Linked DNA regions of Homo sapiens: regions 1, 3, 4, 5, 6 and 7 are each linked to region 2. Evidence: chromatin loops called from intact Hi-C (ENCODE). Cell type or tissue: HepG2. All regions are shown on one strand. Region 1 overlaps LINC00673 (long intergenic non-protein coding RNA 673). Region 2 has its middle 57 kb from the start of LINC02003. Region 3 overlaps LINC00673 (long intergenic non-protein coding RNA 673). Region 4 has its middle 43 kb from the start of LINC02003. Region 5 overlaps LINC00673 (long intergenic non-protein coding RNA 673). Region 6 has its middle 3.7 kb from the start of LINC02003. Region 7 holds the start of SOX9 (SRY-box transcription factor 9).

Evidence for each region. Peaks named below come from ENCODE experiments on the same cell type or tissue, not always from the same donor. Only the 100,000 strongest peaks of a DNase experiment are listed, where the experiment ranks them.
Region 1: a loop joins it to region 2, with 8 times the contacts of the local background. A loop is called at or near these places in 3 of 110 quality-filtered maps.
Region 3: it touches region 2 in a loop (5-fold over the local background); 2 of 110 quality-filtered maps call a loop at or near these places.
Region 4: a loop joins it to region 2, with 3 times the contacts of the local background. A loop is called at or near these places in 2 of 110 quality-filtered maps.
Region 5: a loop joins it to region 2, with 5 times the contacts of the local background. A loop is called at or near these places in 2 of 110 quality-filtered maps.
Region 6: it touches region 2 in a loop (7-fold over the local background); 7 of 110 quality-filtered maps call a loop at or near these places.
Region 7: a loop joins it to region 2, with 8 times the contacts of the local background. A loop is called at or near these places in 11 of 110 quality-filtered maps.

What each region holds. Positions count from the first base shown.
Region 1 is chr17:72,538,776-72,542,775 of GRCh38, reverse strand. All of the region lies in intron 1 of LINC00673 (long intergenic non-protein coding RNA 673), which reads left to right. Among named protein-coding and RNA genes, the nearest start is that of LINC00673, 52 kb to the left of the region's middle. RefSeq lists a silencer at 2,174-2,423. In HepG2, a CTCF peak has its summit at 2,291 (motif pointing right); DNase peaks (open chromatin) are centred at 305 and 2,335.
Region 2 is chr17:72,397,527-72,401,526 of GRCh38, reverse strand. No RefSeq gene overlaps it. Among named protein-coding and RNA genes, the nearest start is that of LINC02003, 57 kb to the right of the region's middle. RefSeq lists an enhancer at 965-1,259. In HepG2, no CTCF peak of the experiment used is centred here; DNase peaks (open chromatin) are centred at 1,126 and 1,776; H3K4me3 peaks cover 841 bases.
Region 3 is chr17:72,501,038-72,505,037 of GRCh38, reverse strand. The region is part of intron 1 of LINC00673 (long intergenic non-protein coding RNA 673); the gene reads left to right. Among named protein-coding and RNA genes, the nearest start is that of LINC00673, 90 kb to the left of the region's middle. In HepG2, no CTCF peak of the experiment used is centred here; DNase peaks (open chromatin) are centred at 2,247, 3,007 and 3,507; H3K4me3 peaks cover 2,250 bases.
Region 4 is chr17:72,298,072-72,302,071 of GRCh38, reverse strand. No RefSeq gene overlaps it. Among named protein-coding and RNA genes, the nearest start is that of LINC02003, 43 kb to the left of the region's middle. RefSeq lists a silencer at 2,663-2,742. In HepG2, no CTCF peak of the experiment used is centred here; a DNase peak (open chromatin) is centred at 1,915.
Region 5 is chr17:72,516,807-72,520,806 of GRCh38, reverse strand. The region is part of intron 1 of LINC00673 (long intergenic non-protein coding RNA 673); the gene reads left to right. Among named protein-coding and RNA genes, the nearest start is that of LINC00673, 74 kb to the left of the region's middle. RefSeq lists an enhancer at 3,402-3,910. In HepG2, no CTCF peak of the experiment used is centred here; DNase peaks (open chromatin) are centred at 1,666 and 3,806; H3K4me3 peaks cover 866 bases.
Region 6 is chr17:72,337,083-72,341,082 of GRCh38, reverse strand. No RefSeq gene overlaps it. Among named protein-coding and RNA genes, the nearest start is that of LINC02003, 3.7 kb to the left of the region's middle. In HepG2, no CTCF peak of the experiment used is centred here; DNase peaks (open chromatin) are centred at 42, 1,522 and 1,872.
Region 7 is chr17:72,119,999-72,123,998 of GRCh38, reverse strand. SOX9 (SRY-box transcription factor 9) reads right to left here and starts at 2,979. Exons shown (of 3, transcript NM_000346.4): 1 at 2,177-2,979; 2 at 1,027-1,280; 3 at 1-456. The coding sequence starts at 2,607. It also overlaps a transcript of SOX9-AS1 not described here. RefSeq lists enhancers at 281-804, 1,308-1,337, 3,816-4,000, silencers at 1,994-2,093, 3,004-3,333 and promoters at 2,947-3,092, 2,947-3,714. In HepG2, a CTCF peak has its summit at 2,127; DNase peaks (open chromatin) are centred at 668, 3,048 and 3,828; H3K4me3 peaks cover 3,869 bases.

The DNA of each region.
Region 1 (4,000 bases), 140 kb before region 2:
CTGGGATTCTGGGACCAAACCTCGGGTCTGGCTGGCTGAGAGGCTACGCTCTTTCCTGTTCTGTGCTCACCTGCGGGTTTTAGGAGCAGTCCACAGAAGATCCACTGATGAGGAACACAGACAAAGTGGGGCTGGACGGTAGGAGGGAAGCCAGGGGATCGTGGTGTCCTGGATGCTGGGAGACAAGAGGCTTCCAGGAGTGCAAATGTCAGGGCTGCAAATTCCTCTTGGAGGGAAGCACTGAGAGCTCTCATTGTACCTGGCAGTTGGGCTGTCATTGAGTGACCTTGAGTCAGAGCAGTTTCAGGGGCAGGGTGGGCGTGGAAGTCAATTGCAGAAGCCAGAGAAATGGCTGTGAGGGGCAATGCGGAGGAGTGTTTCCAGAAAGCCAGCTCCTGGGCAGGGGGCTGTCTAAAGAGCAGGGGTGGATCTACTGTGGAGATGAGGCAGAGCCCCTCCCCTACACAGCCCTCCCTGACTGGCCTCAACTGTGTATTTACAACTTCATATCTTAAAGAGGCTGCCTCTCCCTCTAGAAAACATGTATGTTTCAGGTCTCACAAAACCTGGATCCACCTACGGCTGGGGGTTGGGGGATGGATGGAAAGATGGGATCAAGGAGTGTAAGTGAAGGAGCTGGCTCTCAGGCTCTGACTCCAGGCCAGGCAACCTTGAGTGAGTTTTTGGACCTCTGGGTGCTTCCATTTCCTTTTCTGTAAAAAACAAACAAACAAACAAACAAACATCATAAAAAACTCATGTCCTAAGGTCGTGGTAAAGGTTAAAGAAGATAAAGTACAGAAGGAATTCGCACAGTGCTTTGCACAGAGCAAACGCTCTATGCTTTTCCTGTAATTTCCTGTTATAGTGTTCATATTAATATGCATATTCCTGATTGGTGCTCTGAGAACTTTTCCGTTGCTGTGTTGGGTTCCTCCAGTGGTTTGTGGATGGAGATCATGGGGTGTGTTAGTCCATTTGCATTGCTATAAAGGACTATCTGAGCCTAGGTAGTTTGTAATGAAAAGAGGTTTATTTGGCTCAGGGTTCAGCAGGCTGTACAGGAAGCATGGCCCTGGCATCTGCTTGGCTTCCGGTGAGGCCCCAGGAAGCTTCCAATCATGGCAGAAGGTAAACGGGAACCAGCATGTTACATGGCAAGAGGGAAAGCAAGAGATGGGGGAAGGTACCAGGCCCTTTTAAACAATCACATCTCACATGAACTCTTTTCTTTCTTTCTTTTTTTTTTTTTTTTTTTGAGATGGAGTCTTGCTCTGTCACCCAGGCTAGAGTGCAGCGGCACAGTCTTGGCTCACTGCAACCTCTATCTCCCAAGTTCAACCAGTTCTCCTGCCTCAAGCCTCTCGAGTAGCTGGGACTACAGGTGCGTGCCACCGCGCCCAACTAATTTTTTTGTATTTTTAATAGAGATGGGGTTTCACCATGTTGGCCAGGCTGGTTTCGAACTTCTGACCTCCAGGGATCCACCTGACGTGGCCTCCCAAAGTACTGGGATTACAGGTGTGAGCCACCATGCCAAGCTCACATGAACTGTTCTAGTGAGAACTCACTCGTTACTGTGAAGATAGCACCAAACCATTCATGAGGAATCCACCCCCATGATCCGAACACCTCCCACTAGGCCCACCTCCAACACCGGAGATCACATTTCAGTATGAGATTTGGAGGGAACAAACAGCCAAACCATATCACGTGCTCTCTTCTTGAGTCACCCCATAATTTGTACCCAAAGACCAGGGGGCATATGGGATCACGTGCTGTTTCCAGGAGAGATGTGTTGTAGGTTTGTGGGCCTTGAAGGGCTGTGGGCAGTGATCCCGCCCAGATTCTCTAGACACATGTTCCAATGGTGTCCGCTCACAGACATGGACCCCAGATCTGCGCCATCCCCTGCAGGATGCCCCAGAGCAGCGAGATGCCCCCTTTGCTCTGGCGCCACTCTCTGAGAACCAAACCTTTTAAACTGTGAGCAAGTTGCTGGAGAAGAGAATGGGCCTGGGACTGCAAAAGTAACCTCTCTCCCGAAGGAGGAGACAGGATTCCCGAACATCCTCTGGGGCAGCCCTGGGTGGTGGAGTGCGCCTGGACAGCTGGTGTCCGTCTGCAGGCTCCTGCCTCAGGCCCTGGAGTGGCAGCTTGGCAGGTCCAGACCCTTCCCCAGGGACAGTTGCGGCTGGGAACCCTGGACCTCTTCCCTGGGCCTGAGCCGCTTCCCCGTGCGGCCGTTCGCCGAGTGGCCACTTGATGGCGCTGTGGCTCCACCGGGCGCGGGCGCGGGCGGAGCGGCGCGTCTGCTTCCAGCCGCCGGGCCGGTGCTGCCGCGGTCACCCCCGGCGCCTGGCTGTGCCCGGCGCGTCCGCCCTCCCGGCGCGCGGCTGGTGGGGCGCAGCCCTCGCGGCCGGTTCTGCCCGAAGCACAAAGCCACTGCTCAGAGCCAGCGCCTCCTGCTTGCAGCTCCCCAGTGAAAGAAGTTTGGGTCCTTGGTGGTGTTTTTCTCCCTGGCCTGGATGGTCCTGCAGAGGCCCCTTGCCACCTAATGACTTTATTCTTCTTAAAACATGTTTCTTTCTTTCTTTGCTTCTTGTTTTTGTTTTGATTTGTTTATTGGCCTGTACTCCGTTTCTGCCGTCTTACCAATAGCTCCTGACCAAGCCCGAGGCCTGCTAGAGAACTGTAGTTTAATTTAACCTCCACCGGCCAGGCTGGTCTGTTTCCTCTTTTCAAGCTTCCCTGCGGTTCTAACTTTGCTCCAGAAGATTCCTCCTGGAGCTTTTGCTTGGGAGAGAAAGGCGTTTGAACGCAGAGTTCAAGCGAGCTGGCCAAAATGGAATGCAAAAGAAGAAAATTTAAAAGAGAAAAGAAGGAGGCTTCTCAGAAATGAACTTTTCATCTGATTCCAAACATTCTGCAGTGCAGTTTTGTAAAAATACCAGAAAACACAAAGAAGCAAATAAAACACATCCATGATTTTGCGTCTAGAAATGGCTTTTGTATTTTAATATGTCTTTCCACGATTTATTGTCATTGCATAGATATACGTTCCCTTTCATCCCCCCGATTGGGTCAGTTTACTCATTTAGCTGGGTCGCCTGCTTTTTCATTGAACGCACTGGGAGCGTTTTTCCTTGGCAAGCTGGTTTCTGCAAGTTTCCCTCAAGTTTCCCTCAAACTCTTGAAGTTTTGCATGCAGGTCACTCCCAGGCAGGTTGCTGTGTGAGATAGCCTCACTGAAGCTGGGATTTGGACGTTTGGAAGAGGATGATTGAATTGTAGCTTCCAGGGAGGACAGAATTGTGAGCTCTTTTTGGAAGACCAGAGTTACCCATATTTGTTTAGCAAAGCGAGCAGGCCCACTTCAAGTCAGCGGTTCTCAAAGAGCCTGAGCAGGGTGCTGAATTCAGGCCTCTGAGCTTTGAGCGCCCCTCCCAGAACCCCTAGGCATCTGAATGTAGGTCGGAGGCTTCCCAGGCTGCCTGAAGTCTGGGGACTGAGAGGCGGGGCTCAGGGGTCACTGAATCAGCCCCTTCCTTGTCCCTCTGGAGGACCCCGGGATAAATGCAAAAGGCGTGTGTGTGTGTGTGTGTGTGTGTGGGTGTGGTGGGGGGATTCGGAGGTGGAGAAGGCAGATCAGGCCGCTTCTCTAGGTCTGTCCTCCCTTTGGGACAGGAGCAGTGTGGCTGCCAGAGCTGACCGCCTTCCTGCAGCTCTGAGCGTGCCGAGCCTAGCAAGCTTGTGCTTCCACCTAGAGCTGCAAAGGGCAGCGGGCAGAAACCGGGCTGGGGCTGGCATTAGCTTTCCCTCCTCCCAGTTTCTCTCCAGCGCAGCAGGGCACCTCTAGCCCAGAAAAAGAAAACTAACTTTCTCTTATTTCTGTTTTCTGCTGCTGCTAATCTCCTCCTGAAGGGTTGTGTGGCTTCTTGGGACTCTGGAAAGAAACTGCAGGGGACGAGGACAAAGGAAACAGCTACTGTAGTCACTG
Region 2 (4,000 bases):
CTTTGGTTTCAAAAGAAGTCCTGATCTTATGTCAAAGGCAACAATCTCTTCTCTCAATCTCTCTCTCTCTCTCACTCTCTCTCTCTGGCTCACTCTGTCACCCAGGTTGGAGTACAGTGGCATGATCTCAGCTCACTGCAGCCTCGACTTCCTGGGCTCAAGAAATCCTCCTGTCTCTGCCTTCCGAGTAGCTGTGATCACAGTTGTATGCCATCATGCCCAGGTAATTTTTTTTATTTTTATTTTTTTGTAGAGACAGGGTCTCACCATCTTGCCCAGGCTCGTCTTGAACTCCTGGGCTCAAGCAATCCTCCTGCCTTGGCCTCCTGAAGTATGTGAGCCAATGCGCCTGGCCCTCTCTTTTCTTATCTCCTTATCCATATGCAATCACAGAACCTGAGAGGCTGAAGTGGTCTAAAGCATCACTCTTCTCTAGATTTATCTCTGACTAATGCAGGAATCCCCTTTCAAATCAGGCAAGGGATCGTTCAGCCCAGGGGAGAGAGGACTATGAGAGAGGCTGAGTGATACCCAGCCTGATGGGGAAGCAGTTGAATTTTAAAGAGTGTTTCATACACTATCAGGTGGCCATGAATGTCAATTTCTTAATGAGATTTTGTGCTAAATGCTTTTTGCCCTCTTCCCCATGTTTGTTCTGGTTTAAAAAAAAAAAAAAAAGCACAGTGCAGGGAGGCAGAGAGACCTAAGTTTTTGTCTCAGAAAGCTCCTCATCATCTTAATTCCTTCCGTATAAAATGAGGGGTTTGGGCCACACGATCCCTGGAGCCTCTTCTATTAATAGTTCTGACATCCACGATGCTGGCATATTTGATGGATAAGCTATCAGCCTTCTAGGAGTCCATGTCTTAAAGTTTTGCTGGGGTTTTAGGTCTCATGTTAGAATAGTACGTTAGACATTGTCCAAGGTGCAATGTAAAGTGATTTCATCTTGCCTTAATTTCATTATGAACATAACTATTTCAAATTAGCTCCCCGACACCGCCCCCACCCCCCAATTTTGTTCAGCCTCGCCTGTGAGATTTTCCATGGCATTGGAACTTGATCCACAGGAGAACTTTGATCCTCTTCAAGCGGCCCTGGAAACCCATGTGGGAAAATATTAGTCATGTTGACAGGAGAGATAGGAGGTTCTCGTGGTGAAACAAGTCCCTCTGCTCAGGAGGCTGCAGTTTAAAGGATTTCAAGGTGACCTTGGAAGTGGTCACTGACCTTGGATAAGACCCTTATATGCCAGGCTGGTGGAGAACAGGTGGAGGGAGGCCTGAAGACAGCCCTAAACTGAGGGGTCTGGAAACCTGATCACCGGCCCTGCCCTTGGCTTCAACTAAGTCCGGGTCACATGTGAGTCACTCTAGCCTTTTCTCTGGGTCTCAGTTTTCTCATCTATAAAAGGGACAGAGAAGGGGCAGGGGTTGGTCTTGACGATTCTCTGAGGTTCCTGCCATGCATCAAGTTCTCAGCCTTGCCTGGCCCAGCTGGTTCCTGACAAGCAGTAGCCCTTTCTCCCTTTGCCTTTGGCTGTGCAAGTCAAAAACAGGGCTGTCCGGGAAGTCCATTACCAAAGAATACTTCAAAGCTGTTTGCACGCATTGTCAGTTGCACTGAACATGAGTTTGTTGAGGGAGAAGGTAAATAGACATACAGGCTGATGACAGGAGGGGTGGAAGGGGGACCACTATTTACCCCCAGGGTGGCTGGGAGGGGAAAAAAAAAGAAACCCTGCCTGCCGTTTTGACCAATAAATAAAAACTGGGAGCTCTGCGTGGCTAAAACCATAGGGGATTTATTAGTTTGCTTAGTGAAAGGCAAATATTAAGTCTTAAGTTGACCCGTCCTGGGACCTGCCTTTTGGCTTTTGTATGCCGTGCGGCACCGATCACTGGGCCCTCGGGTTATCGAGTTCTGTTGGAGTTTTTTTTTTTTTTTTAATTGTTTTCCATCTCCGTCTTTTCTTCCTCTTTCACCTGCCCCCTTCCCACTATGTCCCGCCTTTTTCGGTAACTTAGGTCTGGGTTTTGGAGGGGTGAGAAGGGCAAGGGTGAAAAACATGTTCTGCTTGTAGAACTGTCTATGCCCAGGGCTCTGGCCAGCCCAGGAATTGCCGATGCCCGGGATGTGGTGGCTCAGGGTAGTGACTCCAGCAGGTGGTCCTCCTGGGTCCCTTCCATCCTCTCTCCTGGACTATTAATGTTAGGTCCCAGGTGTAAGGCAAAGGCCTTGTCCCTCACGAAAATGAGCATAATGACAAGCATTGGAAAAGAACAGAGCACGCCTATTTCTAAGTTTTAACTTTCCTATCCCATCTGAGTCTTCATACCCAGCAGATGATTTCAGCCTGAAAGAGGAACTGTTCAAGGTGGGGCTGTGTCCATTAGGGTCTGACCAGGGCTTGTGACTCACCATGGAGTGAAATATCGGGACAAGAGGGGCTGGATGGCCACCGAGTCTATTCAGTTTTCAAGTAGGAGATGCAGTGAAACTAAACTAGATGGAGCATTGTTTATCCTTTGCTTTAAACATCCACAGTGTAATCCAGGCTATTCTAAAACATTGCAGTTTGTGGGTGCTACGGTCTCATGGGTGGTGCTTGCTAACAGCCACCCACTGTCATGTACAGCACAGCAGGACACACTGCTCCATGCCAGACCCTAAGTGCCCATTTCCTGGTCCACCCCAGTGACTGTCCAGGATGCATCTTTTTTTTTTTTTTCTTTTGAGACAGAGTCTTGCACCGTTGCCCAGGCTGGAGTGCAGTGGCGCAATCTCGGCTCACTGCAAGCTCTGCCTCCTGGGTTCACGCCATTCTCCTGCCTCAGCCTCCCGAGTAGCTGGGACTACAGGCACCTGCCACCACACCCGGCTAATTTTTTGTACTTTTAGTAGAGACGGGGTTTCATCGTGTTAGCCAGGATGGTCTTGATCTCCTGACCTCGTGATCCACCCACCTCGGCCTCCCAAAGTGCTGGGATTACAGGCGTGAGCCACTGCGCCAGCCCAGGATGCATCTTATTAATCTACGTGGGGCACTATGGCTTCCCAAATCACTACTCACATTCTAGAACTGCTTACTTCAGAAAGTTTCTTGCACATTCCAGTAATTATTTTTTTTTTTTTTTGAGATGGGGGTCTCACTATGTTGCCCAGGCTGGTCTTGAACTCCTCCACTCAAGCAATCCTCCCACCTCAGCCTCCCAAAGTGCTGGGATTACAGGTGTGAGCCACCATGCTTGGCCCAGTAATGATTTTTTATTGAATTCAGCACGATCGTTAATCCTTTGGCAATTCTTCACAGAGGAGTATTTTTTAAAGGATAGACATCGGGCATCCAGGGTACTGAAATCCTACGAATGCTTCGAGGCTCATCTCAAATGCTTCCTTCTCTCAGAAGCCGTCCTGGATTTCTCCTTCCCTCTCAACCAGTTGTGACCTCTCCCTCACATATTCTGACATAGGTACTCAAAAAAATGTCAGTCTTCCTTCCTTGACCATAGCACTTTAGTATCTCATTTACTGCACTTACAATGGACTTGTTTTGGCACCCTCTTCTCTCCCAACTCTCTTTCTCTCTCTTTTATAAGAATAGGGACTGAGTCATTGTTTACTCATTGAAATTTATCGTTGAAATGCTCCCAAACGTCCATGGTCACATGGGAAGCACTGTGATGGGCATTTCATATACTTCTCATTTAATCATCGGCAAACAAGACTTTACAGTAATCAATTGCTTTGACCAAGTCTTTTATGTGAACTTTGAGATTCAAAACCAGGGTCATGGACAATCTGAAATTCAGAGCTTGTGAAGTTGCAGCATGATGGCTTTTACATGGTAGGATGTACAAAAATGATGTTGAGTTGACTTTTCCTATTACCAACCTGTTATTGTGTGTACCACCAAATTTGCCTTTTTTTTTTTTTTTTTGCTTGCTCAGGAGTAATCAATAAAGTGTTTTCCACTTTGGGAGGCCAAGACAGGAGGATC
Region 3 (4,000 bases), 100 kb before region 2:
AAACTTCTGGTGGACGCATGTTTTCATGTCTCTTGGGTAAATAACTCGGAGTGGAATTGCTGGGTCATAGAGTAGGTGTATGTTTAATTTCATAAGAAACTGCCAGACCTTTTCCAAAGTGGCTGTACCTACTTACACTCCCACCAGCAATGTCTGAGAGTTCCAGTTGCTCCAGTCCTCATGGTGGAGGTGCTGACACTTTGTAAAATTGCAGTCATTCTGGTGGGTGTGTAGTGGTATCTCACTGTGTCCTTACCTTATTTTATGTGTGTTACCTCTGTCACTGCTGAGACCAAGAGTCACATAAAATGGCAGGAGAGGAATTCTCACATAAAGTAGGATGTACTGTGCCAAGTTAGCTCAGTTTGACTTCTTGTTTTTTTTTTTTTTTTTTTTTTTTTTTGGTGGGGAGGAGGGGGGTCAGGGTCTTGCTCCCCAGGCTGGAGGGCAGTGGTATGATCATAGCTCACTGCAGCCCTGACCTCCTAGGCTCAAATGATCCTCCCGTCTCATCCTTGTGAGTAGCTGGGACCACTGACATGCGCCACCATGCCTGGCTCATTATTTTATTTTATTTTATTTTATTTTTTGTAGAGGTTTCTTTTTCCTATGTTGTCCAGGTTTGGCCTCCCCAGGTGCTGGGATTACAGGTGTGAGCCACTGCGCCCAGCTAGTTTGACCTCTTGAGGACTTTAGAAACCCCCCTTTCCCTTAGACTATTAGAGATTTTTAATTCCATGTTTTTCCCTCTCTTGTGGATCTGTTCTCCCCTCAGAGGATACCCAACTCCATGGCAGAGCCTACTACTTTCACGGTCATGTCCCCACTGCCTGGTTCTGAAGGGAGCACGTGAGTGCTTTGCAGGGCTTGGTATGGGTGCAACTTGTTTCTGTGATTCTGGAATCAGCCTCACCAGACTTGGCCCATGAGGCCAGGACCTCTGATTGACCACCTGGGTCCCATGTCCAGCAGAGTGAGAGACGTATAGTAGGTGCTCAATAAATATTTGAACAAAGGGATAAGTAGAATTTCCCTTTTTCTCTCTTACAAGTCATTTATTCAATAAACGTTGTCTCAAGGTTATACGGTGCTAAGGAAGGCACTCAGAGCACTTTAGGAGCTCTGATAGAGATAGAAGGTGAATACGAGCTTGATTGCCGGGTAGAAAGAAGGTGGTAAGTGCTGCAAGAGACACAAGGGAATGACATGCACCCTGAATCAAGGTCTGCACGCTGTCACTTGGCAGCTGTAGGACCTGGTCATGTTGCTTGTCCCCTAGGCCTCCATGTGCCCATCTGTGCAATGGGATAGTAGTGGTTTGCACTGTACAAGGTGGTTGTAGAAGTGAGAGCCTCTGCCTAGAAAGCCCTTAGTATAGTGCCTGGTACGTAATGACTGCTCAAGGAAGGGGGAGCTTTTAGTTACAGACATGTACGATCTGAAGAAATGAAAGGCATTGAACTTTGGTGGGTAAATTGGGTCTTTTCCAGCAAAGGTATAAATCCTTAAAAGCCAAGATCATATTGTTTGATTTCTCTGGGCTCTCTGCTGGATACAGTGCCAAGTCCATAACTGTATACCCCATGGACACTCTATGTTAAATGGAGATTAATGTGTAAGAGGTGTTTTTTTTTGTTTTGTTTTGTTTTTTAATTTGGAAAAGAAGCTTAAAGACCACAATGGGTGTGGCATTGGCTCGACCCACAGATCTGCTTAGTCTCAGACAGGCACTTTGAACCAGTCTTTTAAAATTGCGTCACAACAACTGGTGCTTCATAAGGATTTGATGATATTCTTGGACATAGGATATGGAGTTCTCTTCCTGTCCAGCCTCGGGCTATGAGGACTAACCCTGCTAAGTCTGATCTCTTCTTAGGAAAGTCAGGAGGATTGCAAATAATCACCATGACATGCCTATAGGGGACTAGCCTGTATAAAAGAGAGCGTCAGAGTCTTATTTCTAAGAATAGGAACGAGGAGGGAAATGGTGAGTGGATGTGAACTAGACAGGTCACCCGGCAGTCGGCTCTTTCTTCCTAGAATGTCCAGTTCACGTCTGTGTCGCCTCTAAGGGCTGCATGGATCAGAATCACCCAACACTGGATCCTCACCTACCTGGCCAAACCAGTCCTGACTTTGCTTCTTGTTCAGGGACCCACAGCACGATGCTAACAGCTGGACCTGATGTCAGAGGCGGAGAACTGTCTGGATTTCCCTCCCAGCCTCCTCCTCCAACGCCCTTTTGATCCAAGATTGAGTAAGAGACATTGGCAGATGCTGAGAAGGACAACCCAATTGTTTTAACTTGCAGACCGAGGGGGAGATGGGTTCCAGTCTGCACATGACTCGTGCACAGTCCCCCCACCCCACCCTGACTTAGAAAATTCCAAACCGACTACAAGACCAGAAACAAACCACATGCCAGTCGCCCCCTTGTCTGTACACACATGTGGAGTTCAGAGCCACCCTTGGAGAGAGGCTGCTCAGGCTCAGCTCCCTGTGCTGGGCTTTCTAGATCTAGCTCTGTTCGGGGGAGTTCTTAGCCCGTTTTCTGGGGTTGCTGCCGTTTGGATGCAGGGTGTGATTCTTAGGGGTTAGGGAGAGGACCACCCTGGTAAAAAGCCAGGTTAATGGGACAATCTTCCATGCAGCTTGGCCCCCTCCATTCCCCTGTAGCTCCTCGCTCAGCCGCACTCTGAGAACAGCTTTTGCTCTGTTTCCTGGTCTCTGAATGCGGTAGCTGTGTCCCCGGCCTGCAACGAGGGCATATCATGTAACTCCTCCCGGCTTCATTCCTATGCAGGACAGGTAGGCTGCAGGCTCTAACAAGCCGCCAGCCAGGCTCCACTGAGGCCTCGGCACCGGTGGAAATTTAAAAAAAAAAAAAAAAAAAAGAGCAAGCAGTGGGGAGTGAGCGAGTGAGGGAGAGAGGGATTATTTTGTTTCAATGTGTTTGAAAGCGGGATCTGTGGCCAGTTGGGGTTTTTTTTTCCTCCCCCCGTTATTTACACAGTCTGTTCGGAGACACACTAGGGCCTGTTTGGATTGGGTGTTTGCTCCGGAGACAGGCCAAGTATTCCAGCACTGCGCTTTGGCACTGCCACCTCGGCGGCACCAGGAGGCCCAGTCGGTCACAAGACCTCACGGGGCCTCCTTGCTCTCTGCTTATCCTCCTTTCACCTCCTCTCCCTTCCTCACCACTGATCCCAGCCACCTTGGGCGGCTGGGGAGCGAGGCTGACCGCTAAGTGGACCTGACCTTCAGAATGAGGGCTTTCTGAGGCAAGGGCAGGGAGGGGTGTGGCTCGTGGAAGACAGAGAGAAGGGTTGGGGTAGGGACCCAGGGATAGATCTCTAGAAGGGTCTGGATTCCCTAGGGGCCTGCGATGAAACTTGCACTCTGTGGAATAGTTCCAGGGTTGAGGAGGTAAGCAGAGGCCAGACCGCCCTGGAAGTTTGCGTAAGGGCTGTTCTCCTGGGGGTGCTGAGCTGGGAGAAGGCTTGCCTGGGGAGGTGGCGGGGCCAGAGCTAGCCAGAGCTGTCCTGCAGGTCCCTGCCATGCTGAGGGTGATGCAACACCAGCATCTCTTGCTAGAAATGCAGACTCTCTAGCCCCAGCCAGACCTACGGCATTGGAATCTGCATTTTAACAAGGGTCCCAGGTATTGTGTGTGTACATTAAAGTTTGAGAAGCACTGCCTTGGGCCCACGTATCCCACAGGCAGTTAGTTTCCTGGCATCCTCATGATGTCTTGAGATGCTTTTGGACAAAGGGATTCTGCAGACCAGTACATTTGGAGAATGTTACAAAATGTACCCCCCACCCCTTGGAAATTGATTTGCTTATGCTTGCTGGTGAAGTCTGTGAGAAGTTCCATAGGAAGAATCCATCTAGTTTGGTTTAACTCAGTGTTTCCCACATTTAACATTTATTTATTTATTTATTTATATTTTTATTTCTTTCTTTCTTTTTTTCTTTTTTCTTTGAGATGGAGTCTCAC
Region 4 (4,000 bases), 99 kb after region 2:
ACCTCCCACAGTCCTGATCCCTGGGACATGTGTACAGATTACAGAGAAATCCCTCTGCAATGAGGTTATGTTAACTCTTTAGCCTAGGTGCTGGGTTTCAAAAGCAACCAGAGACCAGGGGCAGAGGACCTTGCTTTTCTTGCTGAATATTTACAGCTAGGGATTATTTGGAGCAGTAGAAATCCAAGTCCCCCAGAACTCTCAGGGTGACAACTAGGGGTCCCTAAGTTCTGATGCATGATCCCTGCCCCCACCCTGACCCCAGCTGTACCTCTCAACCTTTATTAGAGGGTTTTCCCTTAAAGCAGCCCAAGGAACTGGCATATCCAGAATAGCATGTTTGGGGATCAGAGGAAGAGTATGGAGCCAGAGACTGGGGGGATGCCTGGGTTCTGTGAAGAGGAGCAAGACGTTTGGAGCTGATTTTGGGTCAGCCCAGCTAACATGCGAACCACTGGGTGACCATTTTTGAATGTCTACATATGCATCACACACCAATAGGTGGTGAGGAACATTTGTTATCTGTTGTGCACATAGGAAGCCGTTGGAGTTATCCATTGTAAAGTGGTTAATAATAACCACCATTTGTTAAATGCACACGTTTTACAAATGCTGTTATCTAATCATTGCAATAACCCTGTGAGTTACCATTATCTCCACCTACAGATGAGGAAACTGAGGCACAGAGAGGTGAAGTAACAATTTGCTCCAGGCCATATGGGTGGTATGTGATAGAACAGGTACTAGATCTCAGGTCAGCTGACACCAAAAGAACTTAGACTATACCAAAGGTGACAGATTACCCTCATCACAACTAGAAAATATTTTCAAGGCAATTCAAGAGCAAAGGCAGCATTCGTGGCACGGTAGGCTTTGGAGGGAGTTAAATCTGGCAAAAGGTTATTAGGGGGACTGAGTGCTCTGGGAAATGGAATCAGTAAACAGACCTCCCAATTCTGCAAAGCCACCTTCTGCAGGTGCAGAGGGCCAGCTTGCTCATTTCACCTGAGAGATGAAGGTCAGGTGCAGAAGGAAATGGTGGTGTCCCCATTGCAATAGCCATATGAAGACAGGTCAAGGGCCAGGCTCTGAACCCCACCCTGGGCACTGTGGTAAGTGTGCATCCCTCTCCCTGTCTCCCTGGGGGCTGCTGAGATTTTTCTGTCAGTGCCCTTTTCTGACATTCAGGATCTGTTTCTCCTCAAGCCTTTCTCTGTCTAACTTCTGTCTCCAGGAAAAAGACTGGGTAAGTGTTATGGGTTGAATCGTGTTCCAGTCCAATTCTTGTCCTGGAGTCCTAGCCCCCAGCCTAGTATCTTTGACTGTGATGTCATTTGGAGAGAAGGTCTTTTACAGTGGGAATCAAGTTAAATGAGGTCATTAGGGTGGGCTCTAATCCAAATGAAGTGTGTCTTTAAAAAATGGGAAAATTTGTTGAATTTTTTTTTTTTTTTGAGATGGAGTCCTGCTCTGTCACCCAGGCTAGAGTGCAGTGGTGCAATCTCGGCTCACTGCAGCCTCCGTCTCCTGGGTTCAAGTGATTCTCCTGCCTCAGCCTCCCGAGTAGCTGTGATTACAGGTGTGCGCCACCATGCCCAGCTAATTTTTGTATTTTTAGTAGAGATAGGGTTTCACCATGTTGGCCATGCTGGTCTCAAACTCCTGACCCTGTGATCCGCCCACGTCAGCCTCCCAAAGTGCTGAGATTACAGGCATGAGCCACTCTGCCTGGCCCAAAATGGGAAAATTTGGACATGGAGACATGCATAGAAGGAAAACAATGTGAAGAGACGCAGGGAGAAGATGCCATCCACGAAGCCAGGAGAGAAGCCGGGGACAGATTCTTCCCTCCAAGCCTTCAGAAGGAAACAACCCTGTGGACACTTTGATTTTGAACTTCGGCCTCCAGAACTGTGAGATGAAAAATGTCTGTTGCTTCAGCCACCTTGTCTGTGATACTTAGTTATAGCAGCCCTGGCAAACAAATGCAGTTTAAGTAATTTATATCCTAGCATGAATCAGGGTTAAAACAATTCCAGGAGCATTTTCAACTTAAAAGAATAGGAAATATACCAAAGAAATGTGTTTTAAAGGATGGTATTTAGAATACTCTGAAATTTGGGGCTAACGTTGGGGGCCACAGATCTCTGCAGGCTCCCAAGTGTTAGTTATTTCACTCATTCTGTCCCCAAGGGCATGGGAGGCCCGTCCCCAACAGACGCATGCATTTTCCTCTGAGTTCCTCCTTCTCTGAGACCCTGGTGTCTGTTTAGCTGCTTAGCTTTGGTATCCTGGAGACTGAGCAATGCTAGTGCCACCACCCCAATCAAGCAGGGCTCTCGAGAGCTGTGACTTTTGAAAACAGACTGTTCCTGGTTTCCATAAGGTGAAAACAACCAAAAAAACAAAAAAACATTCTCTGGGATTCCTTTTCTCCCTGGCAGCCTACGGGCAGTGTCCAAGCCTCATAGGAGTTTTGCCCTGCAGTTTCCCAGCCTGGAGTGTTTGGCGTGTGGTCCATGGGGAAATCTGTGCATTGAAATGTAGCGGAGGAATAAAGAATTTGGGCACGATTTGGGAAATCTTTGCTTGGGTCTTTCCTTGTGTCTTTCCTGGGACAAGCCTAATTCACCTGTTCAGCACAAATGTATTAAATATGTACTCTGTGCCAGGAAACAGTACTGGGCAAGGTGCTGGGGAGACTGTCATGAATAAGTCTGACACTTGTCACCAGGGAGCTCACAGTCTAGGAGGGAAAAGCAACAACGGACACATGTTTTCAGAGCTGATGATTGTTCTGAAAGGGGAAGTGTCGACTCCCCATTCCCTGCCCTTGACCTGTTGTCTGTATCATTGTTTGTGTCTGGTTCTATCCAGCTTAAATTATAAACTTTGAGGGCACAGTCGTGTTGCTGGCATAATTTTTTTTTTCCCCAGAGGTTTTTTTTCTGCTACAGGCACAGAAGAGGCGTTTTAAAAATCAAACTGCAGCGTGCGATAATTACACGGGGGAACTTGTTAAAATGCAGATTCCCCGACTCTGCCCTCAGAGGTTCTGAATTCGTGGACCAAGGGTAGGGCCGGAGAATGTGCATCTTTAAACCCAAACACTCAGGGACTGTGGTTCTGGAACTCTGTATGCCACACTTAGAGAACACTCTCCTAGGATTGGGGCTGCTTGCTGGTGTTCTTTTATTCCCACAAAATTAAACAGAAAGCAGAAACTTGTGAAAAAGTGAAACTGACAAAAAGAAATGTCAGGGAGAAGACATCTCTTTTTGTGAAATTAACAAATCAGGTAAACACTGACTGAATTGAGCAGAATTCCTGCTACGATAGGTATTCCTTGTTTGTTTTAATTAAGTCACTTAGGTAGATGATATAGTACTTAAATCAGACGTTTGAGTCCCTTTCCCTTTCACTGAAAAGGAACTGAAAGAGCCACAAGCCTCATAATACGTGACTTAAAAACTTTCCGGCTGGGGGCAGTGGCTCACGCCTGAAATCCCAGCACTTTGAGAGGCTGAGGCGGGTGGATCACGAGGTCAGGAGATCGAGACCATCTTGGCCAACATGGTGAAACCCTGTCTCTACTAAAAATACAAAAATTAGCCAGGCGTGGTGGCACATGCCTGTAATCCCGGCTACTCGGGACGCTGAGGCAGGGGAATCGCTTGAACCCGGGAGGCAGAGGTTGCAGTGAGCTAAGATCGCGCCACTGCACCCCAGCCTGGTGGCAGAGTGAGACTCCATCTCAAAAAAACAAAACAAAACAAAACAAACTTTCCATCACAGATGTGTGTTTTCACAATTGCTTGGATTTCTTTGATATTTTAGGAATGAAGGCTTGTTAATCACAGATCCTAGACCCTAAGTGGAACAAGACAGTAAGGTAGGTGTACTGAGATTGTCACGATGGCCACTTCTGCGTCCATCGCATGGCCCACAGGTGACAACTTGTCAGCATCCCTACTTGAGAGTTGGTCTCTGCTGGGTTCGT
Region 5 (4,000 bases), 120 kb before region 2:
CTTCTTCTGGTCCCAACAGCGTTTCCTCCTCATTCTATGAGAGCATGGGTGGAGATATAATAGCCTTCACGTATTTTAAAAATCAAGCATCTTCCTGTCAATAGGTTGTTCTGCTATATTCAGAAGATCACATTCTGAATCTGGCCACGTGGGTGTTAAAGATAGTTGCATAAGGAAGCTAAAGTTTATTGAGTAGATACTAACATCCAGACACTGTGCTAAACCCTCATTTATTCCTTATAATTATTTATTAAATACAGATGCTTCTCTACTAACAATGGGATCACGTCTTGATACCCATCATAAGATGAAAATATTGTAAGTCAAAAATGCAGTTAAGACACTGCTCTTACCAAACACTATAGCTTAGCCTAATGTACCTTAAACATTAGTAGAACACTTACTTTAGCCTACAGTTGGGCAAATCATGTAACACAAAGCCTGTTTTATAATAAAATCTTTTATTTTTTTTTTTGAGGCGGGGTTTCTCTCTTGTCATCCAGGTTGGAGTGCAATGGCACGATCTCAGCTCACTGCAACCTCCGTCTTCTGGGTTCAAGTGAGTCTCCTGCCTCAGCTTCCTGAGTAGCTGGGACTACAGGCATGCGCCACTATGCCCAGCTAATTTTTTTTATTTTTTTATTTTTTTATTTTTAGCAGAGACAGGGTTTCACCATTTTGGTCAGGCTTGTCTCGAACTCCTGACCTCAGGCGATCTGCCTGCCTCGGCCTCCCAAAGTGCTGGGATTACAGGTATGAACCACCTCCCGGCCTATAATAAAATCTTGAATATGTTATATGATTTATTGAATTTTTTTTAGTATCTTCAAAGTGAAAAACAGAATTGTTGTATGGGTACTTGAAGTGTGGTTTCGGCTGAATTTGTTTTGCTCTCACGCCATCATAAAGTAGGAAAATTGTATGTTGGGGACTATCTGCATTATTTATACTTATATCAATGACATTAACAGATAATTAATAGTGATGTATGAATTAAAGAAGCTTGTGAAATTTACTGCCCCATTTTACAGATGAGGAAGTTGAGGCCCCGAGAGACTAAGGAACTTGCCCAGTGTATGAGAGCTAAGAGATGGCAGAACACGTTGGGTTTGCATCTGGGTGGGTGGATAGGGGTTTGGGAGCTGGCATGAATTTCATTGCTGGCTAAAGATCCTGAGCCAGCAGTCCCCGGGCCAGCGGGTGGGACCAGCAAGGCTGTCTTCCTAGGACTGAGGATTGGAGAACTGGTCTGCCTCAACGTGGGAGGGAAGAGGGGACACTTTGCGCTTGGTGCCCATGCCCCACCCTTTCCGAGGAGCTGTCAGATGCTAGGCCCTGTGATCCCAGGTGGAGGCCCAGCAAGGTACCCGCTGCAAGTTATCTTTCCAGATCGGTCTCCAGGAAGCATCTCCGTGTGGCTTCCGAGCTGGGGGAGCTGCAGGCCGGGCTGCCAGCATCTGACTGGCTGTTATTTGGTTTTCTCTGACTAGATCTTTGTTTCTGTGAAACCCTTAGCTGCTGAGGCTCTCGTGCTGCAGCTTAATCGGCGCTGCATGGAGTGCTAGCCTGGTTAAGTAAACACCGTTGGAATATTACCTGTCTGTTAACCTGTCAAAATTGCTTTACAGCCCCCTTTTATCTTCCCCCCGACGGAATTTCCCCTGGAGTTTTCTGCCTCCTCTCTGGTTCCTTTCCTCGCCTGCCCTCCTTCTCCTGCAAAGCTTCCCCACCCCCGGAGTCATTAAATATTGTCAGAGTTCCGCCTCTTATGGCTGCCTTGTTTGCTCAGTTCAGATAAATTGTTGTTGACTCTGTGATGCAGACCAAGGGCACTGGGCTCCCAGCCCCAAGGAAGGAAGCATGAGGTCTGCCAGGTGGGAAGAGGCGAGGGGTCTGGGGGAGGATGCATGGGCGGGGGCCCTGCCTCCCTGGCTGCACCTCGCTCCCCCTGGTCGCCTCAGAAGGAGCCAGTGCTCTGTCCGGCCTCACCGTCTCGCAGGCCTTCTTCCTTCCCTGCTTGCCGGCACCACCCTCTCTCTAAACAATGAGTTTATGAATTTGAGGGTCTTAGGGGAACATCCAGTTCTAACCCTCACAGCCCTTAGAGGCTAAGCCCCGACTCCGTGTTTCGGTTTTAGGCTTGGACTGAATGAGTTCTAGGATTCTTTGGAGATTCCACCTTAAAAAAACTGTGGTAAAATACATATAACAATATAACATCATTTACCGTTTTAACCAACTTAAAGTATACGGTTCAGTGACATGAAAGCATTTACAGTGTTGTGCAACCATCACCACTATTTGTATTCAGAACTTTTTTCCAAGTCCTTTAAAAATCTTTATTGAATGAAAATTGGTATGCATAAATTGTACATTGTTTAATACACACATTTTGAAGAGTCTGGACGTATGCATACACCACCCCAAAAGGAAAGCCTGCGCTCATTAGGCGGTCATTTCTCCATTCTCCCTTCCCTCCAGCCCCTGCCAAACATTAGTCTACTTTCTGGCTCTATGGATTTGCCTATTCTGAATATTCTACATAAACAGAACCTCACAATATGTGGCCTTTCGTGTCTGGCTTCTTTCACAGAGCATAATAGCTTCAAGGTTCTGGAGATCCACTTTTGTCTTCTACTTAGAGGGTGGAGACTGATCTAAGGAACGGTGGGTGACCGCTGGAGACCTGTGGGGAGGTCTTAACTTATTTCTGGCAGTAGTTCCTTGTTCTTGGCAGCCTTGAGCCTCTGATCTCTCCAGCAGTGGCCTGGTACCTGGAGAATTTCTGCTGCATATTTGGGGAGGTCATTTTGACTTTCACTGAAACCGCCAGGCCCTCCCTCTTCCCTGGGCCTCTGCCACCTCCCTGATCCAGTCAGATGCTTCTGTCCTGCCATCTCTGGGTCAGAAATCTGACAACTCATGGAAACAGTTCATCTTTGGGCACTTGGGCTCAGCACACTGGGTAGAAAAGCCTCTCACTTTTAATCAGAGAGCCGGATGACAAAATTAGGGGTGTGTGTTTTGGGGTTAGCTGGGGGTTTGAGTCTCAGCTCTGCCATCACCTAGCTAGGTATCCTCAGTGCTCCCACCTATCAAATAGAAGTGGCCGTGCCCATCTTTTAGGACTATGATGATTGAATGCACTGATAACTTTAAGTTACTTTGTGTAGTGCCTGGTGTTTAGGATGTATACGGTAATTGGTGATTGTTAATGAAATCTAGGTTAAAAAGATAATCAGTGCAGTACCCCATCCTCCTACCACCCTATCAACGTTTGCCATTCTAGAGTTTTTAGCAACTTTTAGAAACCACACAGGGCTTTAGTGCATCTTGTCACTAGATGGATTTGCTAGTTTTCAGGATTCTAGAAGGCTCCAAACTCAGATCATGGTTTGGTCCGTGACAAGGAGAAAACCTTGGTTATATGCAAGACCGTAACAAAATTTCCCCATTTCTTTTCTTTTTTTCCTTTTTTTTTTTTTTGCCCCGCCATTTTTGGAATTTCTTATAGTCTAAGATGATTCTTACTATACTCATGTTTCCATCCCACCAAACCTTGAATCCATTGAGACTCAAATGGGCTCTAGAGAGCATGAAAGAGTTAACGTGTCCCTGAGTGCCCAGTTTCTTACAGGATTAGGGGAAAAGTGACTTTATTTTTATTTGCAGCCCGACTCAAGCTCAGTGTAATTCCACAAACTGTTGAATACCTTCTACGGGAGTTCACAGGCAGTCCGTGGGGATGGTCACAGGCACGTGATGTCAGGTTCTGTTTTTGGCTGTCTTGAGTGATTAGTGAGTTGCGTAACCTCTTTGTTCACCAGGTCCCTGTCTGGGAATCATTTGCCCTCAGCCTGTGTGTGTCCTGTGGGGCGAGAGGGGGAGTGCTCTGCTCACCACCCTGCACCCGCTGCCCGGCTCTGCTTCCCACTCTTGGCTGGTGCCCCGTGGGCCTTTCAGGCGATCTGGGCGGAAGTAGGTCAGGGACCTTCCAGCT
Region 6 (4,000 bases), 60 kb after region 2:
TTCCAAGATGAAGTAACCGGATGTCTGTCAACTCAGAAAACAAGGTATGCGTTTGTCCCCTGTGGGGTGGTGACGTGAACCTCTCTGGAGTCCTGTGGCTCCTCTTCATTCTGCCTTGGCCTAATTTCTCTGCTTTAGAGTAAACGCAGCTCCTCTGAGTGCCAGGAATGGAGGTGATCTCGGGCAGCCTTCTAATCCATCCTCCTCCCATCTAAACTGAAAAGTGGATATTAATCCAAGATTTCCACAATCCGTCACCTCAGAATCCACACGCCCAAAACCAAAGTCATAATTTCTGAAACTATCTCCTACCACCCCCTAAAGTTCCTGTGTTTGCCCCAAGAACTACTATTTTTATCCAAGCCAAAACATGTAAAGTCATTTTTGATTACTCTCCGTATGTCAGTCTCTAAGAGTCACCAAGAACAGTTCATGTTTCCTTCCAAGTATGTCATTGCAGTCATCCTTTCCACTGTCCCACTTTTCTAATTCAAGCCATTTCTTTCAAATTCCAGCTTAAATGCCTTCTCTTCCATGAAGACTTCCTTGATCACTCCTGTCTTTACAGATGAACGGCTAACTGGAATACCAACAGAATAAACAGACTTTAGTCCTGCCATCTGCCCTGGCCCATGCAGCCTGGCATTGTTTAGGGGATCATACCTGGCTTCCCACCCAGGCCACATGACTCTAGAGGGCAAGACTTAGTAAGGTCACGTAGTAGGAGCTCAATATAATTTATTGGTTAGACAAGAGGAAACCACTTCTTCTCTTGACAAGCCATGTTGGTATTTTACCTTCTTCCTTTTATAGATATACCCTCCCAAACACCTGCCCTGAATGCCTACCATTTAATTTAAGCTAGCTTTTCTCTCTCTTTCCTAGTCTAATTTCTTACATGTTCTTGTCCTTTAAGATATTGATGAAACTCTACCTAAACTCCACCTTTAGAGTTTAATTATTCTCCCAGTAAGTAGTTGATTCTCTTAGTTGATTTAAAAGGCAGGACAGTCCAAGGTTTAAGGGTGTGGATTCTGGAGCCAGACCACCTAGATCCAGGGGGTCTAATATGGTAACAACTAGCCACATGCACCACGTAAATTTAAATATAGTTAAATAAAATTTAAAATTCACTTCCTCAGTTACACCAGTGACTTTTCAAGGACTTAATAGCCACATGTAGCAGTGGTGACCCCACTGGAAAGCATAGCCATGGGACATGTCTATCACTGCAGAAAGTCCTAATGCAGAGCACAGGCTAGATCCACTGTGTGTGCAACCTTAAGCAGAAATACCGTATTTGACTTTCTGGGCCAATTTCCTCATGATTCCTACCTCGTTGAGTTGTTCAAGCCTTAAATGAGTGAATACACATAAAATACTTGGAATATGTCTAGTGCATAACCACCACTCACTCATAGTTAGTTGTTACATTCTGCACAAGCTTGTGTTCTAGCTATCAATTCATCTCTGTGACCTCATCATGGGTCTGTCTTGCATTTTTTGGTAACAGCATTCTCAGGGCCTTCTGCCAAGGGCCCGCTTTGATCTCCCTTAAAGGACAGCATTATCTGACCAGAGGTATTCATGGGGCCCACCTTCCTACTCAGTCCCATACACATTTCTTTATAAAGCCATCAGCGCCCCCTTAGAAGTAAGAAGTGCTCCGTGTGGGAGCTGGGGAGGGGCTGTGAGGTTGGCAGTGAGCCCCTGTGGCTTTCAGGATGGGCTCCTTGTCTTGGTCACCACCAGGCCATGGAAGCTCTGTTTTCTCCCCGGGACCCGGGGCAGCGAGTAGAGAAGCTGGAATGATGTTTAATCAGCCTGGGCATTCCTCACTGGTGACCTAATGAGCCGGCATGACTAAATGACCATTAGACGGAATGTTTGTGTGAACTGCAATAGAAAAGTTCCTCTCAACTTCCTGAAAAGGAAGATAATATATCTAAATAGCTTCCTGTCTCTTTGCTGCCAAGCAGCAGCCGCAGCAGCAAAATAGATTCTGCAGCAGGGAAATATTTAGCACATTGGGTGTGCTCAGCCCCTCTCTGTTTGGAAGGGTGAACCCAGCAGGGAAGTGAGTGGGGCAGGAGACATTCCCAGATGCTTGTGATGTTTGGAGAGATGATTGACGATTTGTTTCTGGGGTGGAGATTAGGAAGACACAGGCCAGGTATAGAGGGTATTGAGGAGCATAGGACAGAGATGGGGTAACCTTTCAGGATCTTGTTGCTCACCTTGATGTGGTGTTGTCAGGGCCTGGAGCAATCTTTGCTTTGGTTCTTAGAAACCTCGGTTCATGTTTTAGCAGGAAAGGGAAGGACAGACTGCTTCCTGCCTGCCAGATTGCTTCCAAGCCCCTATGCATGTCTCTTTGGAAGACCTTGCCATTGCTGTTAAAAATATGCTTAGGGGCTTTGTTTTGAATGGAAACTGCTACTTTACGCAGTCAAACCACAAAACACAATCCAGAAAATCCCATCTTCCATTTGCCATGGCTCAAGAGGGAGGAGGAAGCACGAGGTGTGCCTGTCTGTGCTGCCCTGGCTGGCAGTGTCCCTGAGGACCAGCTCTTGCAGACTTAGCCAGGTACCTGTGGGCTCAGCTTTGCTAGGACTGTCCCAGGTGTGGGCCCTTCTCTCCACACCCCTCCCCAGACCTCATTTATCCCTTTCTCTAACCACAGGCTACACCAAGCCCTATTAGCAGCTGTTCTTGGGATCCAGACCAGAGATTGGCAAACTTTTTCTTAAAGGGCCAGGAAGCAAAAAAATCCTAGGCTTTGTAGGCCAAGAGGCAAAGTTAAGGCTATTAGGGAGGTACTTATATAATCATTTTAAAATAAAAGAACGCTTTTTAGTTAGAGGGCCATGCAAAAGTGGGCAGTGGGCTGGATTTGGCCTGTGGGCCGTAGTTTGCTGACCCATGATATAGGCTGTAGACTGATGAACAATTTCTGTTTCATGGATGGGAAATATTCATTGAGAAGTTACTATGTACTGGATGCTGTACTGAATGCTGGGACATAGATGAAAAACAAAACAAAACAGTGGAACACAGGCTGTGTCTTTTCTAATTGCTCGCTTTCTCATGGGATGGTAGATTTATTAAGAGGTTGCTTCAATACTAGATTGTAGGTAAGTTCAGGGGCACACATGTTCAGAGGGATGGGGTTGGAGAGGAGTGTGTAGCCCAGCTACAGCATGTGGGGTGTGTGTGCGTGCAAGAGAGCGAGGAAGTGAGCAAGCAAGAGCTTGCCATATGTGGCTATTTCAACTTCAATGAAGTAAACTCGAATTAAAAATTCAGTGCTCGGTTGTACCAGCGACACTTCAAATGCTCAGTTGCCATGTGCAGCTAGTGGCAGCCATAATGGAAAGAGAAGGGGAGAGAAAGAGAGAAAAAAAGAGAGATGACGAGAGGGGAACATGGTATAACAAGAGAGGGGAAGATGGGATGACAGAAGAGGGGGAAGATGGGATGACAGGAAGGGGGAAGATGGGATGACAGGAGAGGGGAAGATGGGATGACAGGAGGGGGGAAGATGGGATGACTGCAGAGGGGAAGATGGGATGACAGGAGGAGGAAGATGGGATGACAGGAGAGGGGAAACAGGCTTTCTAGCTCAGAGCTCAGAAGATTCCCTATTCTTTAGGTCCCTTGAGATTGATCAGGAATTTTCTTGGCCAAGGCAAGGCAACCAGAAGGGCAGGGATTCCAGGCAGAAGGCATGACATAGGCAAAGATACCAAAGTTGAAAGTGCATGGAATTCTGGGAGCAAAAAACGCCAGCCAAGGAAGAGCAGGAGATGAGACTGGAGAGTAGGCAGGAAGGCAGAGCACCAGGTCTGCCTGTATTTGTTATTCTCTGGTGGAAGAGGTCACTAGGGGACTCGGCATCCATTGCCCTTGCCTCAAAACAACAGTGAAGTGCACTCTTGTGATTGTCTCTAACGTTACAGAAGAGGGGACTGAGGATCAATTTAAGTGATGCCCAAGG
Region 7 (4,000 bases), 280 kb after region 2:
TGTGCGCCTGTGGCTGCTGCGGGGGTGCCGCCGGCTGCTGTGGGGGCGCCGCCTGCGGCTGCGGGGGCGCCTGCGGGGCCGGCGGGGCCTGTGGGGGCTGCTGCGGGGGTGGCGGCGGCGCCTGCTGCTTGGACATCCACACGTGGCCCGCGCTCGCCGGGGTGGCCGCGGTGCTGCTGATGCCGTAGCTGCCCGTGTAGGTGACCTGGCCGTGCGTGGCCGGCACCCCCGGGTGGCCGTTGGGCGGCAGGTACTGGTCAAACTCGTTGACATCGAAGGTCTCGATGTTGGAGATGACGTCGCTGCTCAGCTCGCCGATGTCCACGTCGCGGAAGTCGATAGGGGGCTGTCTGCCCCCCTCTGGCAAGGGGCGCCCCTCTCGCTTCAGGTCAGCCTTGCCCGGCTGCACGTCGGTTTTGGGGGTGGTGGGTGGGGTCGGTGGGCCCTGGGATTGCCCTGTGGACAATAAAAGAACAAGCACGAGAAAATCAACAAGGGCTGTGCAGACGCCCTAGTCTTAGGCACCCTCCGGGGACCCTCCCTCGCTGCTAAAGTGTAATAAGGGCCCGCACCCGCGCAAGAGGCGCGCTGCACCGGAGATAAGTCGCCCAATGATTAACCCGCCGGTACACACTGGACAGCCCCCTTTTATCAGGGGAGGGTCTGGGGCCCGGAGGGTCCGGAAGACCTAATTGCTACTTGTGTAAGAGCCCTGTGTGTGCTTTTGGGGTGGGGGAGCAGAGAAGAAGGGAGAGGTCTTGTAAGGCTGTTAAGGGCATTTTACCTCCCAATAAAAAAGTTAATCTCTTCGGATGCTGGGATTGAGTTGGGGTGTGTGTGTTTGTGTGTGTGTTGTTTGGATGCCTCTTAGGCTCTGGGTAGAGAGGGGAGCGGGACGGGCGCAAAGGGCAGTGTGTCCCTCCCGGGAAGCATAAAGTCCCCACGAAGAATCTCCCAGGCGGAGGGCAGGGGGTGTGCCAGGCGGGACGGAGATAGCTTGTCCGGTGGGGTCGAGGGGCGACTCACCCGAGTGCTCGCCGGGGGAGTGCACCTCGCTCATGCCGGAGGAGGAGTGTGGCGAGTCGGCCTGCAGCGCCTTGAAGATGGCGTTGGGGGAGATGTGCGTCTGCTCCGTGGCCTCCTCTGCCTCCGCCTGCCCGTTCTTCACCGACTTCCTCCGCCGCGGCTGGTACTTGTAATCCGGGTGGTCCTTCTTGTGCTGCACGCGCAGCCGCTCCGCCTCCTCCACGAAGGGCCGCTTCTCGCTCTCGTTCAGAAGTCTGCTCGGGGCGGGGCGGGGGGCACAGAGAAAAAGAGGGAGAGGGGTCAGTGAAATCCGCCAAACTGTCAGGTCGGCGGGGAGGAGGCGGCGACCCAGACCACTCGGCTTCCTCTGCACACAACTCCATCTTCCCTCCTGCCTGCAACCACAGCTCATAACTTTTCTTAAAAATAAATAAATAAATAAGTTATTGCAGTCTGACCTGAGCGGTCACTCCCCGCCCCCTCCCTCCCCTCCCCTTCTATTTCTATTTTGGAAACGCTGGAGATGAAAACGACTCCCGGTGCTGCCCCCTAAACGCCTTTGCTGCTCGACTTACCGCCCCCAACCCCAACCCCCTTTGAAAACTTTCCCCCAAATTACTTAAGCTGCAAGAAGGTCCCCAATTCTCACCCCCCACCATACACTCCCACCTATTTCCAGTAGCCTCCCTCCTCCCGCCTCCCAGTTCCTGCCAAGGGTCTCCTCCAACCTCGGTTTCTCCCTTGCCCCATCTCCGTGGACAGTGGGGCTGCACGAGAGAGTGCAGTTTTAAGAGGCCGGGTAGGAGGGAGGCAAGTTTCACTTCCCCGCCCCGATTGAGCTTCCAGGCGACTGGAGAGCAGGCTGGCAGCCCCCTCCTTCCGTCTCCCACCAGTCTTCGTCCATCCTCCAGCTACCTCCCTCACCTCTTCCACTTACCACCCCCCTCCTCCGCGTCCCCGCGAGCAGCCCAAGAACTTTGTCAAACTCTGAGCCACAGTTACACCCCATTCCCACTCCCAACCCCATCCCGCCGGCTCCCGGAACGGCAACTCCCGGGCGATGGGAGGCGGGGCGGGGCAAATCAGCCCTGACCAGCGCCCCCAGCCGCCGCGATGCCCACCCTGCCGCGCCGCCCCCGCCGGGTCCTACCTCCAGAGCTTGCCCAGCGTCTTGCTGAGCTCGGCGTTGTGCAAGTGCGGGTACTGGTCCGCGAGCTTCCTGCGCGCCGCCTGCGCCCACACCATGAAGGCGTTCATGGGCCGCTTGACGTGCGGCTTGTTCTTGCTGGAGCCGTTGACGCGCACCGGCATGGGCACCAGCGTCCAGTCGTAGCCTTTGAGCACCTGGCTGACCGCCTCGCGGATGCACACGGGGAACTTGTCCTCCTCGCTCTCCTTCTTCAGATCGGGCTCGCCCTTGGGGAACGTGTTCTCCTGGGGCCGCGTGTTCTCGGTGTCCGAGCCGGAGCCCGACGGGCAGGGCGAGCCCGCGGAGTCCTCGGACATGGTGGGGCTGGGGGCGCCGGACAGGCCCTTCTCCTGCTCGTCGGTCATCTTCATGAAGGGGTCCAGGAGATTCATACGCGGGCCCGGGGCAGGGGGCTGGTGGCCGGGAAAGGCGAGAAGCCGCGGCGGCTCGGGGACTCGAGGCGCGGGCTCCTCTCCCCTCGGCTGCCCGGATGCGGAGCAAGCGGCTCCCGGGGAAGCTGGCGCGTCGGCCGGCTACCGCGGCGAGCACTTAGGAAGGCGCGGGGTGGCCAGTTCACAGCTGCCCGCTCCAAGTGGGGGGAGGCGAATTGGAGAGGAGGAGGAGGGGAGGAAAAAGAGCAAAAGTGGGGGCGCTTGCACCCCTTCTCTTCTCCTCCTGCAAAGAAAAGTTTCCGGGGTTGAAACTGGCGAGTCTCCGCGCCACTGAAGTTTCCAGTCAGTTTCGAGCTCCGCTTTCGGCTCTCCAACTCCCAGCCCAGGGTCTCTTTAATAAATACTCCGCCTCACCTTAGAGCCACCCGCCAATCACAGCACAGCAGTCCCAGGGTTGGCAGGCAGCTGATTGGACCCGATTTTGGGGAGGGAGGAGGATTGTGGCACTGGGCTGGGTGACGAGGCGGGAGGGGAGGAGAGGGGAGGGGATCGCAGCCAAAGGGCGGACGGTAGGGTGGGGGGGCGGGGGGTGCTGCGGGGAAGGCGGGGGACCCGGGACTTCCAAGTGTGTAAGTTTGTCGTACTCTCGGAATGCCAGAATTTTAGTGCCTTCTCCGCGCGAATCTTGTGTGTGTGTGTGTGTGTGTGCGCGCAAGTGTGTGTGTCTAGACTAGGATCTACCCCCACCTCCGACATTTCTTTTCACTGCTCTCTCCGCGGCACCGGGGACTTAGCTGGAGTTTGCAGTATTCGAAAAGCAGCCGCTTCTTAATGCGTAGCCGAGTTTACGCGCCTGGAGCGAGCCTGCCTGCCTGCAAAAGTGCTTAGAAATAGTCTTTTGAAGCAAATGTTTTGGTGACTCAACGCCCGCTGTTCCTCCGTAATAATCCATATAAATAGATTAACATGCTCGGGTTCGCCGGGGCTGGTGCGGCTGGTCAGGATTCTGCTGCGCTTTTGCAAAGGGAGTCAATGGAAAGCAAAGCTAAGTCCCCGCGAAGGTTGGCAGCGGCGGCCGTGGCCACGCAGGAGCCCGGCGCTCTCGAGGCCGCCCCGCGCCACATCGACCTTGAGCTCTGACAAGTCATTCTCCAGCCCCCTCTACCCGCGACCCTGCCGACGCTCCTCAGTAACAGGGCTACTGCTCTGACGTTTTGGTCTTTGCCTCCTGGCCGGGTCAAAAACGTCAGCCGAGTCGCCCTGTCTGGGGGAGAGTTTGCTAACTGCTCTGGCTTTGAGAGATAGAAGTTTGCCAATGCGGCTGTCCCGGGCCGCGAGGCCCAGGCCGGTCACTTGGTTTGTAAAAGACCAAACAAATGGGCACCACCGCAGA